2 separate regions of the Homo sapiens genome follow, and region 2 is linked to region 1. A link is a loop called in an ENCODE intact Hi-C map of the cell type or tissue named here. Cell type or tissue: CD14-positive monocyte. All regions are shown on one strand. Links, peaks and the distances in the headings refer to the core of each region. The heading gives the core; the rest is flanking DNA. Region 1 overlaps CHST15 (carbohydrate sulfotransferase 15). Region 2 overlaps LOC105378536 (a long non-coding RNA gene).

Evidence for each region. Peaks named below come from ENCODE experiments on the same cell type or tissue, not always from the same donor. Only the 100,000 strongest peaks of a DNase experiment are listed, where the experiment ranks them.
Region 2: a loop joins it to region 1, with 2.2 times the contacts of the local background. A loop is called at or near these places in 4 of 110 quality-filtered maps.

Annotation. Positions count from the first base shown.
Region 1 is chr10:124,023,347-124,028,721 of GRCh38, reverse strand. All of the region lies in intron 5 of CHST15 (carbohydrate sulfotransferase 15), which reads left to right. Among named protein-coding and RNA genes, the nearest start is that of CHST15, 68 kb to the left of the region's middle. RefSeq lists enhancers at 1,377-2,373, 3,079-3,248. In CD14-positive monocyte, for the core only: a CTCF peak has its summit at 2,837 (motif pointing left); DNase peaks (open chromatin) are centred at 2,821 and 3,351; H3K27me3 peaks cover 349 bases.
Region 2 is chr10:124,142,770-124,148,144 of GRCh38, reverse strand. All of the region lies in intron 1 of LOC105378536 (a long non-coding RNA gene), which reads left to right. Among named protein-coding and RNA genes, the nearest start is that of CHST15, 52 kb to the right of the region's middle. In CD14-positive monocyte, for the core only: no CTCF peak of the experiment used is centred there; DNase peaks (open chromatin) are centred at 2,844, 4,194 and 4,994; H3K4me3 peaks cover 2,450 bases; H3K27ac peaks cover 4,278 bases.

The DNA of each region.
Region 1 (5,375 bases), core at 167-5,166:
CCAAGCGCCTGCCCTTGTCTGAGCTGAAGCTGAGATTGAAGCTTGTGCGTTTGGGTGCCTTTTGAGCTGGGTGATCTCAGTGACTTCTGACATGAGTCCCTGTGGGAACTGCTGTGTTAGAACCAGCAGTCGCTCATCAGGGTGATGAAAACATCTTGGGACTGGGGAGTGGTGGTGTTCACACAGCTGTGTGGTGTATACTAAAAACTGGCGAATTGTTCACATTAAATGGGTGGATGCTACGGTACGTGGATCATTTCTCAATATAAAAACGATATGAACAAAAATACAAAAGGAGGAGGAACCCACTATGGGGAGAGGTTTTCCCAAACTAGTGGCCTTGGAGCCAGGTCCTGCAGAGTTCTCCACATAGAGGCCAGGCCGATGAACAACCACATCATCACTTAGGAACAGGAACCATCAAACTCTAATGAGCTATTGCGATCACCAAGGAATATTAGCTTTTCCAAGAGATACAAGATCCCGCAGTGTGTTCCGGCTTCATGATAGATGCCTGAATTCCCTTTTGCTGTTGCTGTCACTTTTCTAGATGCCGGATGTGATGTTCCGTAAACACATTTGCTGTTCCCGACCGTGGCATTGGAGTTCCTCACGTTTATCCTAAGTGTTTATTTGCCACTCTATTACATTTGTAATTGTTTATCAGTCTCCTGTGACTTATTAAGTAGTTCTGGAGAAGAATTGACTTTCTCTTCCAAATCACCGTGCACCTAAAATAATAAAAACACCTAAACAAACAAAACCCGAAAACTATCAGTGCAGACGGCCAGCACCCACTCTAGTCAGCCGTGGATTCGTCTCCTTGCCTAAGCTCGGAGGGCAGGGGCCACATCCAGCTGGGTGAGGCGCTTTGGGGTCAGGCAGGCCTGGGTTTGTTTGGGTCCCAGCCCTGCCCTGGAGCTTCCTGGGCTGCGTGACCATGGGCAAACTCCTTAACCTCTCTAGTGTCAGCCTTCTCCCCCAGTAAAATGGGGTGGCCCACATCTCATTATGGGGTTGTGAAGATAGACGCAGAGCATGCATGCAGCACCCTGTACAGGGCATGGTGGTGGTGGCCCTCCCTACCCCCCAGCATCCACATCAGGAGTGGAAACTGAGAACATTGCAGGTACTAAACCCGGAAAGCAATCACACAGAGCCCTGGCGGGAGGAGCAGCAGCAGCTCCTGCTTTAATAGTGATCAACTCACCAACCTCTGCTCGCTGGCTCAGAACAGCACGCTGTAAGTGTCCCTGAATGAATCCAGCAGTGGTCTTGGCTGTAAGTGTCCCTGAATGAATCCAGCAGTGGTCTTGGCTGTAATCATCCAGATTTTACATAGTAGGGCCTTGCCACTGCTGGCCTCTCCTTTGTCCCTTGGGGAGAGACATGGTCACTTTCAGAGGCACTGGATTGATGGAGCCCTATGCCCCCTAACATACATTTCCCATCCCACCGCTCCTCCAGGGGTCCCAGGACCCCTGCACTGCACAGGAAAGGGGCTGAGCAGTACCCCATGAGCACGGGCCCAGTGTGAGGGGCCGCGCCGACAGCCTTCTAAAATAACCGCAGCACAGAAGGCCTGGAATGCATTTGGACTTATATTTGGAATTGTCGTTGGAAACAGTCCTGGCCAAATGTAATACCCATCTGTTCGGGATGGTTTGAGAGTAAGAAAATGAGGTGGCTCAGCTGGAGGGGGCTGGGCAGCCCTGAAACTCAGGGCTGGGAGGGTATGATGTCCCCTGGCCCCCACGCTATCCTGGAGCCCTCCTTCCCTCCAGCCTAGGCTGCTCCTGCCTTCTAGGACCATCCCCTCGTGTTAGCCTGCCCTGACTGGAGGTATTTCCCCTTGCCTGCAACCAGGCTTTCTTCCCGAACCTTCTGCCCGCTGGTCAGTCCTTCAGGAGTTCGGGACTGGGCTCCTTCCTGCTGAGTTTTTGCATCTCCAGGGAGAGCAGCCAGGTTTGGTGCCCAGCACTGAAAGCAAGCATCCGCTGAGGCCGTGAGCTGCCTGTCGCCTGGCTCCACCCTCCCACATTCCTCATGCCGTGCCCCTGTTAATGCATCCTGGGGTTGCATCCGTGCCCCTGCAGTTCTGTGATGATTGATCGTGAGCTGTGTGTTTTCCATTACATTGGTCTCCTTCCCCCACTTCCTCATGGGATAGTGGATTTTGAAGACTAAAAGGTAGACATTTCAGTTTGTTTCTGTACGTTTCATCTTGTTCCACAGTGTGCCTGTCTGGCCTTTTGACGTCCAGTGGATACTTGTTCTTGATATGTTTGCTGTTCTCAGCATTTTCTGAGTGGCTTTAACCTATCCGAGTGGCTTTCCCCCACCCAAGATTATTAACTCACTCTTTTCCCCTGGAGAGTAGTCAAGGGGGAAATGATAGCTTTGTTACTTGAAGACAATCTTAGGAAGCATTCGCTTAATTCTTGGGGAGAACCCAAAGAGTGCTCCCCCGTCTCAGTGCTCCCCTGTCTGAGTGCTCCCCTGAAGGGAAGTGCTCCTGTCCGCATTTGCCTTCCTTCATGCTTCCTTCTGGGAAATGTGGCCACATGACCCCAGTCCTCCCCTACCCTCAGGGCCACTGTTCCAGGGTCTCAGGGTGGCAGAGAAGTATTGGCAAAAATAACTCCTTGGAGTAATTGGTCTTCCTTAGAATTGGGGTTTAAAATCTGTCTGGTTTCCTAGGGCAGTCATAATAAATCACCACAAACTTGGCTTCTTAAAACAACAGAAATGTAGTCTCTTATGATTCTGGAGGCCAGAAGTCCTAAATCAAGATGTCTGCAGGGTTGGTTCCCTCTGGTGGCCCTAAGGGATAAAAGCCGTCCCCTGCTCCCAGCTCTTGGTGGCCTCCAGCAGTCCTTGGCGTTCCTTGGCTCATAGACGCCGCACTCCAGGCTCTGTCTCCGTCTTTCTGTGGTGCTGTCTGTCCTCTCCTCTTTTTATAAGGACACCTGCCATTGGATTTGGGACCACCGTAAATCCAGGAGGATCTCGTCTTAAGATCCTACACTTAATGACATCTGCAAAGACCCTATTTCCAAGAAAGGTCACATTCACAGGGGCTGGGCTTCAGACTTGGACATAATTCTTTGGTGTCCACTATCCATCCAACTACGGAATCCAGATGGTGGCCATGGCTTGTGGTGAATCTAGTCCCTGTTCAGATGTCTGTGACACAGCAGGATGCCAGGGACCCAGCATAGTTTCTCGCAGTGGGGTTCGAGGGGCTCCCAAAGCCCACTGCCAGTTCTCTGAGCAGATCCAAAGTACCCAGAGGTGACTGAGAGGCCAAAGGAGTCTCTTTTCATCCAGCCGAGGAAGGAGCGTGGCCTGGCTCTCAAAGGCTGTACATGTGACTCACAGGAAGTGAGGTAGTGAGTTCACTTTAACCCACCTCAAACAGATGAAAATCAGCCGTTTCACCTGCTAGGGGTGGGCTTGCCTGGTTGGAACAGTAGGTATGTCCCAGTTTTTCCTAGGGATTACTTCTTGATCTCTGAAGAATTGTATGGAATCAGCAGATTCCTCATGAAGTGACTTTGTATTTAAAATCAAGACAAGCTTAGGTGCTTTTGTTTTATTTATGAGCCAAATATCTGCAAGAAATGTTATTACCACAAAGAAAATTCTCAGTATGGAAACCTTCAGCCAGTGTTTGGGTTTGTGTGAGGTAATTTATGTGATGGAATTCCAGTTCCACCAAACAATTTGGGTAGTTCTGTGGGCATCTTTGGTAAAAACTGGGCTTCGAATACTTATTTAACGTGGGATTTTATGACAGTTTCAGAAGCATCTGTTACTTTTCATTGACGTAGTTTCTTGGGCTGAGCCATATTATTGACAGGACTCATAGGAAATGTGTGAGCCAGGAAGGGTACCCCTCAGACCAATTGCCACCTGGCACCCCTCAGTGCACACAGCCAAACCTTGCTTGAAGGTTCACGCGTGTCTGATTTTGGCACTTATTGACCAGCCATTTAGGTCATAGTAACCATGAGCGACCCTATGGCGACAGATGCCGTGTTTCAGTTTTGATGTGTCTTCTAATTCTGAAGAAGGAAAATAGCACAGGTGATGTTGGGGACACCAGTAATAAGCTGATGTGGTGTTGTCTTGGGGAATATTCTCAGGCGAGTGTGGATCTGGGGAAATCTACTCAGTGGCCACCGAGCCCCTTTGCTGACTGTCTCTTTGGACAGTTTGGCTGGCCAGGCTGTGGTAGATGGAACACTCCTGTTCCGGTGGGTGTTTTGATTCTAGGAACTCTGTGGGTAGATCTCAAACTGCTCAAGACTTCCAAGAGGTGTCCTCTGTGGACATTGGCCGTGGATGAATTCTAGAGGGCTGTGTCAGAGGCACCCGATGTGCCAAGGTGGGCTACGGAGGTGGATAGCTTCTGGGCCTGTCCCTAAGAAATGCTGCTCCTCATATCATGACCTCAATTAGAGGGGAGGGCAGTGGAGAAGGCGCATTTGCAACAGACCCTGCTATAAGGGAGCACAGTTTTTGCAGGGTAGTATGTGGCTGAAGGTCTGGGAGCGTTTGGAAGTATGGATGGCGGCTGGGCGTGGTGGCTCACGCCCGTAATCCCAGCACTTTGGGAGGCTGAGGTGGGTGGATCACCTGAGGTCTGGAGTTCGAGACCAGCCTGGCCAACACAGTGAAACCCTGTCCCTACTAAAAATACAAAAAATCAGCTGGGTGTGATGGCAGGCGCCTATAATTCCAGCTACTCAGGAGGCTGAAGCAGGAGAATTGCTTGAACCCGGGAGGCGGAGGTTGCAGTGAGCCGAGATTGCGCCATTCCACTCCAACCTGGGCAACAAAAGCGAAACTCCGCTTCAAAAAAAAAAAAAACGAAGACGGAAATATGGATGTCAGATACCTGGATGCATGGGTGCAGAATGAGAGTCACAGAATTGCCTTCCCTGGAAAGAGGGGAAGCCAGGTTGGAGAAGTTGAAGGAATAGAAAGTATAGAGCTTTGAGGAGAGAGAAGTGTGACCCTGTGGAGCCACGTAGGCCATGTTTTTCATAAGCCCAGTTTCACCCTTGGCCCAGAGATGCAGGTGTGTGTGCAAGAAGAGAGTGGGACATATGGCAGGAAGGTTGAAAACAGACAAAAAGGGCTGCAAGGAGAGATAGAGGAGAAAAAAGAGTAGGAAACTCACACCCTGAATGTTCTGTTGAAGATAAAAACACCTCTTTTTTTTTTTTTTGAGAGAGGTTCTCACTCCCATTGCCCAGGCTGGAGTGCAATGGCATGATCACGGCTCACTGCAGCCTCAACTTCCTGGGCTCAGGTCATTCTCCCACCTCAGTCTCCAGAATAGCTGGACTACAGGCACGCACCACCAC
Region 2 (5,375 bases), core at 274-5,273, 120 kb before region 1:
GCATCTAGGAGGTGGAGGCCAGGGAGGCTGCTAACATCCCATAATGCCCAGGATGGCTCCATAGCAAAGAAGCATCCAGTCCCAAATGTCTATAGCGTTGAGGTTGAGAAACACAGCCCTAAAATTCTAGGTCTCATTTGAATATTAAAGGCTATGGGCAGGGCTACAGTAAAGAGCTCCACTTAACTTTTAATCCAGAATTCCTTACATTCATTTGCAGGCAGATTCCCTTTTCCCCCACCAGTCTGGGATTAATGTTCCTCAGAGCATGCTCAGGAAACCCTGAACTAGATGTTATCTACCATTTGTTCCAGCTCTGACCATCTTGGACACTATAGTCAGGGAACAGAAACCCCAAGAATGACTCTGGGACTTCTCATCACCCAGCTCTGGTGCAGGGCGTCTTGCAGGGGAAGTGTCCAGGAAATTCCGGGAAAGTTGAATTGAAGCTGGTCTTAGGGCAGGTTCCCTGATGCAGAGCCTGAAACAGAGACTTATTCAAGTGGTTTATTGGAAAGGAGCTCTCAGGGAAGAGTGATGGGCAGGAAAGGAGCTAAGCAAAGGGGTGGCCTCTGCTGGAGACCTGTTTCTGCCTGAACCCCAGGAGGTGGTGGGGTGGGCTGGAGAGCTCCAGAGCTTGGGGAGCTTGGGGTGGGGGTGGTGGGGTATGAGCTGATTACAGTGTTGAAGTCACCTTGAGTGGGAGGCCCATCTATCCTTCCTTCCATGGGTCCTTCCTGCACTGGCCTTGGCCTATGAGTGGGCATAGCCTCCCAGGTAAAGCTTCACCTCTCTGGAGGTGGGGAAGGCTGTGAGCTGTTAGCAGGCCAGCCTCACAGCTTCCAGGTGCTGCCTGCAAAAGCAGGTAGAGAGAGGAGACCTGGGAGAGGCACCAGCAGCCCCTACTACAAGGTAGCACAGCATGCAAGTGCTTAGAACTCTCAAAGAGCAGGGAGCCCCACTGGCTGGAGGAAAAGGGTGGTCTTTGCTTACCCGAACTTCCCTGGACTTTTAAAACTTCTCTCCCCCAGCTTTCTGGGATGCTATTGCTGCTGAAAATCATGGAGCCCCCAAGAGTCAGAGGGCTGCTAGGGAAGAAAGTAGAGGGGGAAACCAGCCACTAGCAATGTCAGCCACTTGGTGAACACCTGCATAGACCAGGCCCTTAGCCAGGGGCTATTTCAGAGGAGGTGCCTGGGTTCTGAGTGGTCCACGATCACACAGCTGATAGGTGTCAGAGAATCAAGACTTTTGGCCTCTCTTCACACTATTCTCCACATGGGCCATAAAACCTATTCAGAATGGCGGGGTGGGGTTGACAATGAAGTAAACAAGGGTAAAATATGCAAGTACATGATGGAGTTATTTAATTAGCCTCATATTTGGAAACATGTGGCTTCAAATTGGATGCTAGTGAAACATTCTGGCCCACATCCCCTGCTCTTCTTCCCAGCCCTGAACCTCATGTTCACCATTTCATGGGAGTTAGCCACTGACACTTCCCCAGCTGTTCACAGCCATTGGAAGGTGGAGGCACTTTCTGGACAGACTTGAGAGGCAGCCTCTCTTTGTGGGAGGACACTGGACTTGGAGTCAAAGATTCCACTGCCATGGAATGACTAACAGTGGCGTTGTATCGCTTCATATGGGTTTACTGTAATTTTCCTGAGTAGTAATTTATTAGTGGACATTTAGGGTATTTTTTCCAGATTTCCCAATATTATAGGTAACAACACAATAAATATCTTTGTATATTCATCTCCACCTACATCTTGACCAATTCCCTCAGGATAAAGTCTAAAAATAGTTACAGGGTCAAATTTACCCACATCTTAAAGGCCTTTCAGAAAGACTGTGCCAATTTCAACCCCAGCATTAATCTAGGGAGATCTCATTTCTTCGCTTCCTCACTGGGCTAGGTCTTATCTTTGTTGATCTATTAGGAGAAAAATGACATCCTACTGTTTTAATTTGCCTTTTTTTTTTTTTTAATGGTGTTAACAAAATTTCAACAAATTTTGTTTAAAGATCAAATTGGCTTTTATTTGTGGTTCATGAACGGGGAAGCATCCCATTCTTGTAATAGGAAGGAGCTCCTATGGGTGGAACAGAGGAGGCAGACTTTACAGGCAGAAAAGGGCTAAAGAAACAGAAACAAAGAACAGTTTGATCACTTTGTGGTGACTTTCCTTATAGGGTTAAAGCAGACAGGACTTCCCTGATGCTGGCTAAAACTGGACTGTTTGGGAATTTGGCTATTGTCTCTCTCCCAATTTCTCAGCGTGTCAGATAACTTCAGTTGGGTGACATGTAACTTCATCTTGGTGAGGCCTTGGGCCTTGTGTGGGAGCTCTGTCCGAATCCATGGGCTCCCACATGCTCTATGTAGCAATTGTGAGGCTGATATTTTTTCCCTGTGCGGATGACCATTCGCATCTCTTCACTGGAGGTCGCCCACTCATACGCTTGGCCTGCTTTCCTGCTTGTCATCTTCTAAGCACACTTTTCTATTAAGACTCTCAACCCTTGGCGGTGAGTGGTCTACTGACTTTTTCCAGTTCATAGTTTGCCTTGTCTTCATTTTGCTGGAATCTAGTTTTGAAACCTCAACCATCCAGGTAGAGATGGTTCCCCAGGAAGTGGCTATTGGCAGAAACGCTGGTTTAAGGAAATTTCTCCTGCCCCACCCCACTCCCACGTTTAAAACTAAAAGCTCAGCTAGAACTGGAGAGTTCAGTGGGGAAGAAGTTCAAGGGGTCAAAGCATATCCTGTTCCTCATTTCACAAATCATGCTGCTAATTGCCCAATTTAGAGAGATTTGGTGGCAACACTTGGCAGCAGGATGTGAATTGCCTCACACACAGGGACAGCTGAGGATGTTTTCATTTTGTTGGGTAGTGTGCACAGGAAGTCCCACGGGGGCTTCTGGGGCCCAGAACACTGGTCCTGGAGTCAGCAGACCTGGGTGTGAGTTCCGGCTGCACTGCTGATGGAGCTCTGTGTGACCGAGTTGTCATTTAACCCCTCTGAGCTTTCTGCGTCTGTAACATAGGCCCTGTAGCATTGTCGAGACCACCCAAAGGCGGGGAGATGTGGCATGGTCCTGCCTGCATGTGGTGATCCCAGGCCTTTGAAAGGACTCCCTGGCACCACCCTTCCCCTGATTTCTGAAGGGCGGGGTGATGTATCTTTATTTCTGCCCTCACTCCATGTGCCGGGATTCCATTTCCTCTCTCCATCTGTAAAACAGAGTTGTTTCTCACAGTGCTGAGGGGAATGTGGCCACCACGTCTCTGGACTGTTTGGTTTCTCTCTGAATAGACCTCTGGGTCTTGTACTTCTCAGGACTCCCCGCTGGCTGCCTCCAGGTCCCCACTTTGCAATCACTCTTCCTGCAGGAAATAGAAACGCAACAGGGGCCTTTGTCACTAAATACACACAAATCTTGATACGGTAATGGCTCACAGCTGCCGAGCACTTCCCGGGTGCCAGGCCCTCACTCAGGGCTGCTGAGGGGTCTCCTCACACGGGCCGTCCATAGAGTGGCCCCATCAGTCTTCCCTCTGAGGGACATTGGGAGAGGACTCAGAGACCAACAGGCAACCAGATGTGCACACACAACACACAGCCAGTCACATTCATACAGACTCATATTCTCATACATCCACATCCACACACACAGACTCTTGCATAAAGACACACAAACATACACACCACATAGACATACAGACACACTCTTACACATTCTCTCACACATACTCACACAGACACATAGACACACACACGTGCTCAAACACATTCATACAAACACAGACACATCCACACAGACATACCCACTCTCATATATTTATAAAAACTCACACACATACATACACACACTTAATACACAGACTCACACATTCTCACATTCACACATGCAGTCTTACATAGTCACCAAGACACACACACAAACTCCCATATATGGGCACATTCAAAGACACACAGACATAGATACACACAGGCACACACACACACAATGGTACCAGAGCCTGTCTGTTCTGTGCACATGATCTGGTTTCTGGCCACCACATATGAAGAAGGACACATAGACAGAGGTTCACTCTGAGGAGGGTGGTCAGGGTGGCCCCCCGTGCCTCTGAGGATCCATGAAGATGCTGGGATGTCCCGTGAGGAGAAGAGATGACTCAGAGGGCCACCAAACGCTCTTGCAATGCTCCGTGAACTTTCCTGTGGAAAATCGAATGTTCTCTGAGGCCCAGAGACGTGACAAATGAGGACTGGAGGTTGGGGGAAACAGCAATAACTATTTGTTAGTGAAATGTGTGTGATGCAACTGCTATGATTTGAATATTTGTCCCCTCCAAACTCATGTTGAATCTTAATCTTCAATGTGGCAATATTGAGAGATGGGCCCTTTAAGAGGCGAATGGGTCATGAGGGCTCTGCCTTCATGAATGGATTCATCTATCCATGGATTATGGGTGAATGGATTAATGGGTTACTGTGGGAGTGGAACTGGTGGCTTTTTAAGAAGAGGAGGACAGACCTGAGCTGGCGTGCTCAGCCCATGTGAGGCCCTGGGCTGCCTCAGGACCCTGCAGAGAGTCCCCACTAGCCAGAAGAACTTCACCAGATGCAGCCCCTCAATCTTGGACTTCTCAGCTTCCAAAACTGTAAGAAATAAATTCCTTTTCTTTATAAATCCCCCAGTTTCAGGTATTCTGTTGTAAGCAACATCTCTGAACCAGGAGTTAGGATAAAGCCGTGAAGAGGGCATGGTGCCATCTTCCTCAGTTCCTCAAGTTCACGCTCTCCTAGAGAGGGACCTCTAAAAGGATGACTCAGTTATGGTCTCTGTGACACTGACAGGGGATGTGTGGGGACAGAGCTGAGGGCGGTGGCCTGAGCCCCACTGTGGGAGTGGGCTCCCTGTTACTGGCTGTATCCAAGCAGGATGGGCAGCTGGTAGACAGGGATGCTGGGGCAGGGCCTCGAGACCTGGGTGGAGGCTTGGATGAGACACACATCCCTGACTCACAAGTTGCTGCTGTTTTAGGTTTCTCACTGGGTGAGTCTATGGAAAGGAGATCAGAAAGAGGAAGTAACGACTCCTTCATCTCCCTATCCCTCGACCCCGGCCTCTGGTGGCCTTACCTGAGCATATCTCTAGTGTCAGTGGCTGGGAATAAAGACTGGCCGAGCAAGAAGTTCAGGTGATCAGTGCCTTGGTAAAACACAATAACAACAACAAAAACCTGCCAACTTCATGTTTCAGCAGATAATCAGTTGAGTTGGGGGATGGCCAAGGGGCAGAGGTTGAAGGAGGAAGACCCCCAGCTCTGCAACTGATTTGCTGTGCCTTTAGGCAAGGCAC